Regions from separate parts of the Homo sapiens genome. Here region 2 is linked to region 1. A link is an interaction called in ENCODE POLR2A ChIA-PET data of the cell type or tissue named here. Cell type or tissue: Caco-2. All regions are shown on one strand. Links, peaks and the distances in the headings refer to the core of each region. The heading gives the core; the rest is flanking DNA. Region 1 overlaps KIAA1755. Region 2 has its middle 16 kb from the start of SNORA71B.

Evidence for each region. Peaks named below come from ENCODE experiments on the same cell type or tissue, not always from the same donor. Only the 100,000 strongest peaks of a DNase experiment are listed, where the experiment ranks them.
Region 2: POLR2A ChIA-PET joins it to region 1 with 10 read pairs; 2 of 35 experiments call an interaction of 5 or more read pairs at or near these places.

The regions. Positions count from the first base shown.
Region 1 is chr20:38,216,277-38,219,082 of GRCh38, forward strand. KIAA1755 reads right to left here. Exons shown (of 14, transcript NM_001029864.2): 12 at 1,968-2,090; 13 at 977-1,198. Among named protein-coding and RNA genes, the nearest start is that of KIAA1755, 43 kb to the right of the region's middle. RefSeq lists an enhancer at 1,239-2,438. In Caco-2, for the core only: no CTCF peak of the experiment used is centred there; a DNase peak (open chromatin) is centred at 1,585.
Region 2 is chr20:38,407,448-38,410,253 of GRCh38, forward strand. No RefSeq gene overlaps it. Among named protein-coding and RNA genes, the nearest start is that of SNORA71B, 16 kb to the right of the region's middle. In Caco-2, for the core only: a CTCF peak has its summit at 1,318 (motif pointing left); a DNase peak (open chromatin) is centred at 1,324.

The sequences.
Region 1 (2,806 bases), core at 79-2,578:
CCTTTGCTGCCACTGCCAACATCTGCCTCCCTTGCCCACTGTCCCAAGGAGACAGAGAGTGCCCTGTCCTCCCAGGGCCCCAGGCGTGAGTTGACCAGAGTCCCTCCTGCTGCCCTCTGAAGCAGCCTGTGATCGCTGTGGCCTGCACGTGGGGCTGGCCTGACAGCTGGGAGGCTGGGGTCAGGTCTTTCTCATGCTTTGTCCTTGGTGACAAGTGCAAGGGGCAGCCAAGGGCACTGGGTCTGGGCCAGCCATGGGGGTCCCTGTCCCAGCTGGACCACACTCTCCCAGGCTGCTCCTTTGTCCCCACAGACCTCAGTTTTCCCATAATTTTTTTTTAAAGAGAGATTTGGCTACATGAATTTAGGACAGGTGGCAGCTCCTAAATCAAATCATCCTTCACCACTGCCCTCTTTGGGCAGTTTTCTCATCTGTAAAATGGGAACAACATTGGTTCCCTGTCATCAAAGAGGTATGGATAAGAATGAAGTCAAGTAAGGTGTGTGAAGTGCTCACAGGAGGTCTGGCATGGTGTACACACTCAGAAATGTGCACTCCCCTCCCAACAACCCCTCATCCTCACCATGGTCAAGCCTGCTTGGTGAAGGGATCTGTCGTCATTTCTCTTCTCTTTGGGGAAGCATATAAGGCATGTCACGGGGTACCACAGACACATCTATGTTCAAATCTCAGCTCTTCCCCTTCCTCTGTTTTTTTCCTGTTACAAGACTTGGGGAGTGAATCACGATGAGCCTCCGACTGTGTCTGGGTATCCCTGTCCCTGCTGTGCCCCCAGCCAGGGGATGGGGGTGGTGTCTGTGCAAGTGGGTGGGGGGGGGCTGTGTCTAGGTATCCAAGGGATGGGGGCGGTGTCTATGCAGTCAGGCCATGGGGCTGTGTCTAGGTATCCCTGTCCCCACCATAGCCCCAGCCAGGGGATCGGGGGGTATCTGTGCAGGTGGGCCGCGGGGCTCACCCTCTTGCAGAAGCGGTGCAGGTGGAGCAGCGTCTCGAGGTCCGTGCGTTGCCGCTCGGCCGCCATGTAAAAGTGGGTCAGCTCAGCCTGGAAGGCCCGCTGGGTAGAGGCAAAGGCTGCCAGCTCTGGGAACTCTGCACGTTCTGCCTCCCCAGCCCCTCTGGCTGTAGCTCCCAGCTGAGCGGCCTGCTTGGACAGCTCCAGGCCTCGGCGGTACTGGGCCTGAGAGGGGAGAGGAGGGGGCGCCCACTCAGCACCCACCTTGGCTGGGGCCTCCCTCGGAGGTCAGCAACCTCCAGCTGCCTTGCTGGCGAGCCAGGAGACTTCCTGAGCTTCAGTTTCCTCATCTGTAGAATGGGGACCCTAATAGCACCCACCTCACAGGGCTTAGCTCCTGGTGAGGGTTGAACAATTAAGAGCAGTTATCACGCTTCTGGAAGTCTCCAGGCCCTCGCCATGGCAGTTCACTTTGCCTAGCCGGGCTCTGCTTAGATGTTCCTTCTGGAAAACTTCTCTGACTCCAAAGGCTCCTGCTCTGAGTCCCCACATTCTCCCTTACTGTGCGCTTCCCTGTTTGTCCCCGCCCCCGCCCCCGCTCCCCACTGGCCTGAGAATTCCTGAGCGCTGATACGGGGCTGAATCACCCTGTGGTCCAGAGCCTTGTCACATCGCATCACGTTGATGCAGCTTCCCTGCCCTCCAACCCCCGGCTCTGTGAGGCTGAGTTATTAGGTCTAGGATGGGGCCCTGGAAACTGCATTTTAAGAAACCCTCTGGGGGATTCAGAATATTCTTTGGGCTTGGCCATCTGGTAAGAATCTCTGGGGGAGATAACATCTCAGCTGAACTCTGCAATCCAAGCTGGTTCCCTCACTGTCTCTGGAACTTTTCTTGCTCTTTCCCACCTCCACAGCTTTGCCCTGGCAGTGCCACCCCCTCTAACGCCCTCTCCATCTGCTCCAGTCCTGCTCCTCTGTTGTCTGGAACGCACTGCAGCCTGGAGGAAGAAGTTCTCAAATTCTGCGTGGGCTTTCTCCACTGTCTCCAAACTTCCATCCTTGGGGGTCAGTGATTGCAGGCACCGCCTTCCTTCCTGCTCCATCCAGTCGCTGACCTGGGGCAGGAGAGGCAGATTTGGACATGAGGGGCTGCTAGGAGACCTCCCTTGTCCAGCTCCCCCACTTCCTTGCAGGCTGAGGTCTTCTGTCTTCACTCATTCAGTGGCTAGGCCTGTGACCACTGGCTTGGACTGAAATTCTCCCAATTCTGGGCGTGGGAAGAAATGACTTGGGGAGGGGGAGTGTGTGGTCATGTTCTTCAAAGCGGGACCCTGGAGGGCATCTGGCCTGGCCAACGCCCTCAGTGCACAGTTATCTGAATGAAGGCACAGGGTGGTGAACTTCAGGCTACTCTAACCACTCAGAGACGCCGGATCATAAAAGGGGTGGCCTCAGGGGTGATGAGCTCCCTGTTCGGGTGTGTGTGTGTGTTTGTGTGCGCGTGCACATGCAAACAGTGCTGGAGAAGAAGCTGCAGGCTGCAGAGGAAAGTCCATGGGCCTGCTGGGAACTCACCATGTGAACATGGTAAGCCACTCCCCCTTTCTGGGCCTCAGTTTACTCAGTGGTAAAATGGGGTAGACATGAAGATTCAATGAGGGATAGAGGGTATATAATGGCTCTCAACCCCGAGTGGAAGTTCCTTTCTTATTCTGGGGCATCTTAAAGAGCCTATTCACTCACTTTATCTTCACAGATCCAATGTAGCACGTACTGATATTACCCCCCATTCAACAAATGAAGATACTGAAGCACTGAAGAGTTAAACATC
Region 2 (2,806 bases), core at 275-2,774, 190 kb after region 1:
CAGCTGCCCCGTCTGGGAGGTGAGGAGCGTCTCTGCCCCGCCGCCCCGTCTGAGAAGTGAAGAGCCCCTCCACCCAGCAGCCGCCCTGTCTGTGAAGTGAGGAGTCCCTCCGCCCGGCAGCCGCCCCGTCTGGGAATTGAGGAGCGTCTCCGCCCAGCAGCCGCCCTGTCCGGGAGGTGGGGGGCAGCCCCGCCCCCCCGGCCAGCCGCCCCATCCTGGAGGGAGGTGGGGGGCAGCCCCCCCCCGCCAGCCGCCCCATCGGGGAGGTGGGGGGCAGCCCCCGTCCGGCCGCCGCCCCGTCTGGATGGTAGGGGGCGCCTCTGCCTGGCTGCCCCGTCTGGGAAGTGAGGAGCCCCACTGCCCGGCAGCCACCCCGTCTGGGAGGTGTACCCAACAGCTCATTGAGAACGGGCCATGATAACAATGGCAGTTTTGTCGAATAGAAAAGGGGAAAACGTGGGGAAAAAATAGAGAAATCAGATCGTTGCTGTGTCTGTGTAGAGGGAAGTAGACGTAGGAGACTCCATTTTGTTCTGTACTAAGAAAAATTCTTCTGCCTTGGGATGTTGTTAATGTATAACCTTACCCACAACCCTGTGCTCTCTGAAACATGTGCTGTGTCAACTCAGGGTTAAATGGATTAAGGGCAGTGCAAGATGTGCTTTGTTAAACAGATGCTTGAAGGCAGCATGCTCCTTAAGAGTCATCACCACTCCCTAATCGCAAGTTCCCAGGGACACAAACACTGCGGAAGGCCGCAGGGTCCTCTGCCTAGGAAAACCAGAGACCCTTGTTCACTTGTTTATCTGCTGACCTTCCCTCCACTATTGTCCTATGACCCTGCCAAATCCCCCTCTCCGAGAAACACCCAAGAATGATCAATAAATACTAAAAAAAAAAAAAAAGAAATGGGGTCTTCCTATGTTGCCCAGGCTGGTCTGGAACTCCTGGGCTCAAGTGATCCTCCTGCTTCAGCTCCTAAAGTGCTGCGATTACAGGCATGAGCCACTGTGACTGGCCTATTACTATTTTAACAGTTCTTGGTTTGCTCTTCAGAAAACTGGGAGGGGTTTTCTCTTCACCTTGCAGAGTGAATCATCTCTGGCTTAGGAACCCCAAAGTGAATTCTAACTCCTGTGAGGTCCTGGGGCATCCAGAAAAGTCACTATGAAGTGATAGGAGGATAGCGGTGGGAAAGGCCCGGTTCCAAGGAGCAAACAGGAGGTACCAAGTGTTCCTGGTAGATGTGAGCTTGAATTCACCAAAGCCCAGCTGTTTCTCCAGAAAGGAAACTCCGTTGAAAGTGCAGTCTGCAGCGCCATCTTTTGGCCACGCCTGGGAATGTCACAGCTGGAAGGAACACTGTAGACAACTGGTCACCTAGTATGCTGGTGAACCCTGCAAGTTCTTAGGCACACTCTCAGAGGTACGACTCAGCAGGTTTGGAGGATTCACATGTTTATCAAGTCCCTCAGGGTGTATGTTCTCATGTAAGTCGTTCAGTAATTCCTTACCTTCCCCCCATCTGGAAACCCCATTTAAAGTTGTCAACAGGCCAGGCGCAGTGGCTCATGCCTGTAAATCCTAGCATTTGGGAGGCCAAGGTGGTCAGGAGTTCAAGATCAGCCTGGCCAACATGGTGAAACCCCGTCTCTACTAAAAACACAAAAATTAGCCGGGCGTGGTGGCACATGCCTGTAATCCCAGCTACTCGGGAGGCTGTGGCAGGAGAATCGCTTGAACCCAGGAGGCGGAGGTTGCAGTGAGCTGAGATCGTGCCACTGTACTCCAGCCTGGGCGACAGAGTGAGACTCCATCTCAAAAAAACGTAAATAAAATAAATAAATAAAGTTGTCAACAAAAATGTGCACAAGACTGTGATGCAGTGTGTAGGTCACCGTGGTGCTCCTGCCCAAAACGCCTAACCCAAATCTAACCATGAGGAAACATCAGTCAAACCCAAAGAGGAACTTTCTACGACGTGACTAGCCTTCACTCTTAAAAAATGTCGAGGTCACGAAATACAAAGAAAGTCTGGGGAAATGTTACCGACTCAAGGAGACTCAGAGACAGGGCAAATGAATGCAGGAGGTGATCAGAGATTTTGTTTTGTTATATAGGACATTGTGGGAAAATTGACAAAATCTGAATATGGTCTGATCATTAGATAATAGTATTGTACCAATGTTAATTTCATGATTTTGATAATTTTACTATATTTGCATATTTGTATTAATTTGTACCAATTGTGCTATATTTGTACAATTATAGTATAATGGTATATAGGAGAATGTCCTTGCTTTTAAAGAATGCACACTGAAGTATTAAGGGGTAAAGGGCCAACAAGTCTGCATTTGACTCACAAACACTTCAGGGGGAAATACGTATATACATGTTTATATGTTTCTATGTGTGTACATATATGTCAATATATATTTTTGTTTTGTTTTGTTTTTTGTTTTTTTTTTTTTGAGACAGAGTCTCACTCTGTTGCCCAGGCTGGAGTGCAGTGGCATGATCTCGGCTCACTGCAACCTCCGCCTCCCAGGTTCAAGCAATTCTCCTGCCTCAGCCTCCCAAGTAGCTGGGACTACAGGCGCGTGCCACCATGCCTGGCTAACTTTTTTTTTTTTCTTTGTATTTTTAGTAGAGGCGGGGTTTCACCGTGTTAGGCAGGATGGTCTTGATCTCCTGACCTCGTGATCCACCCGCTTTGGCCTCCCAAAGTGTTGGAATTACATGCGTGAGCCACTGCGCCCGGCCCTGTTTTTTTCTTTATGTGTATATTTGTAATCTTGGTGAAAGG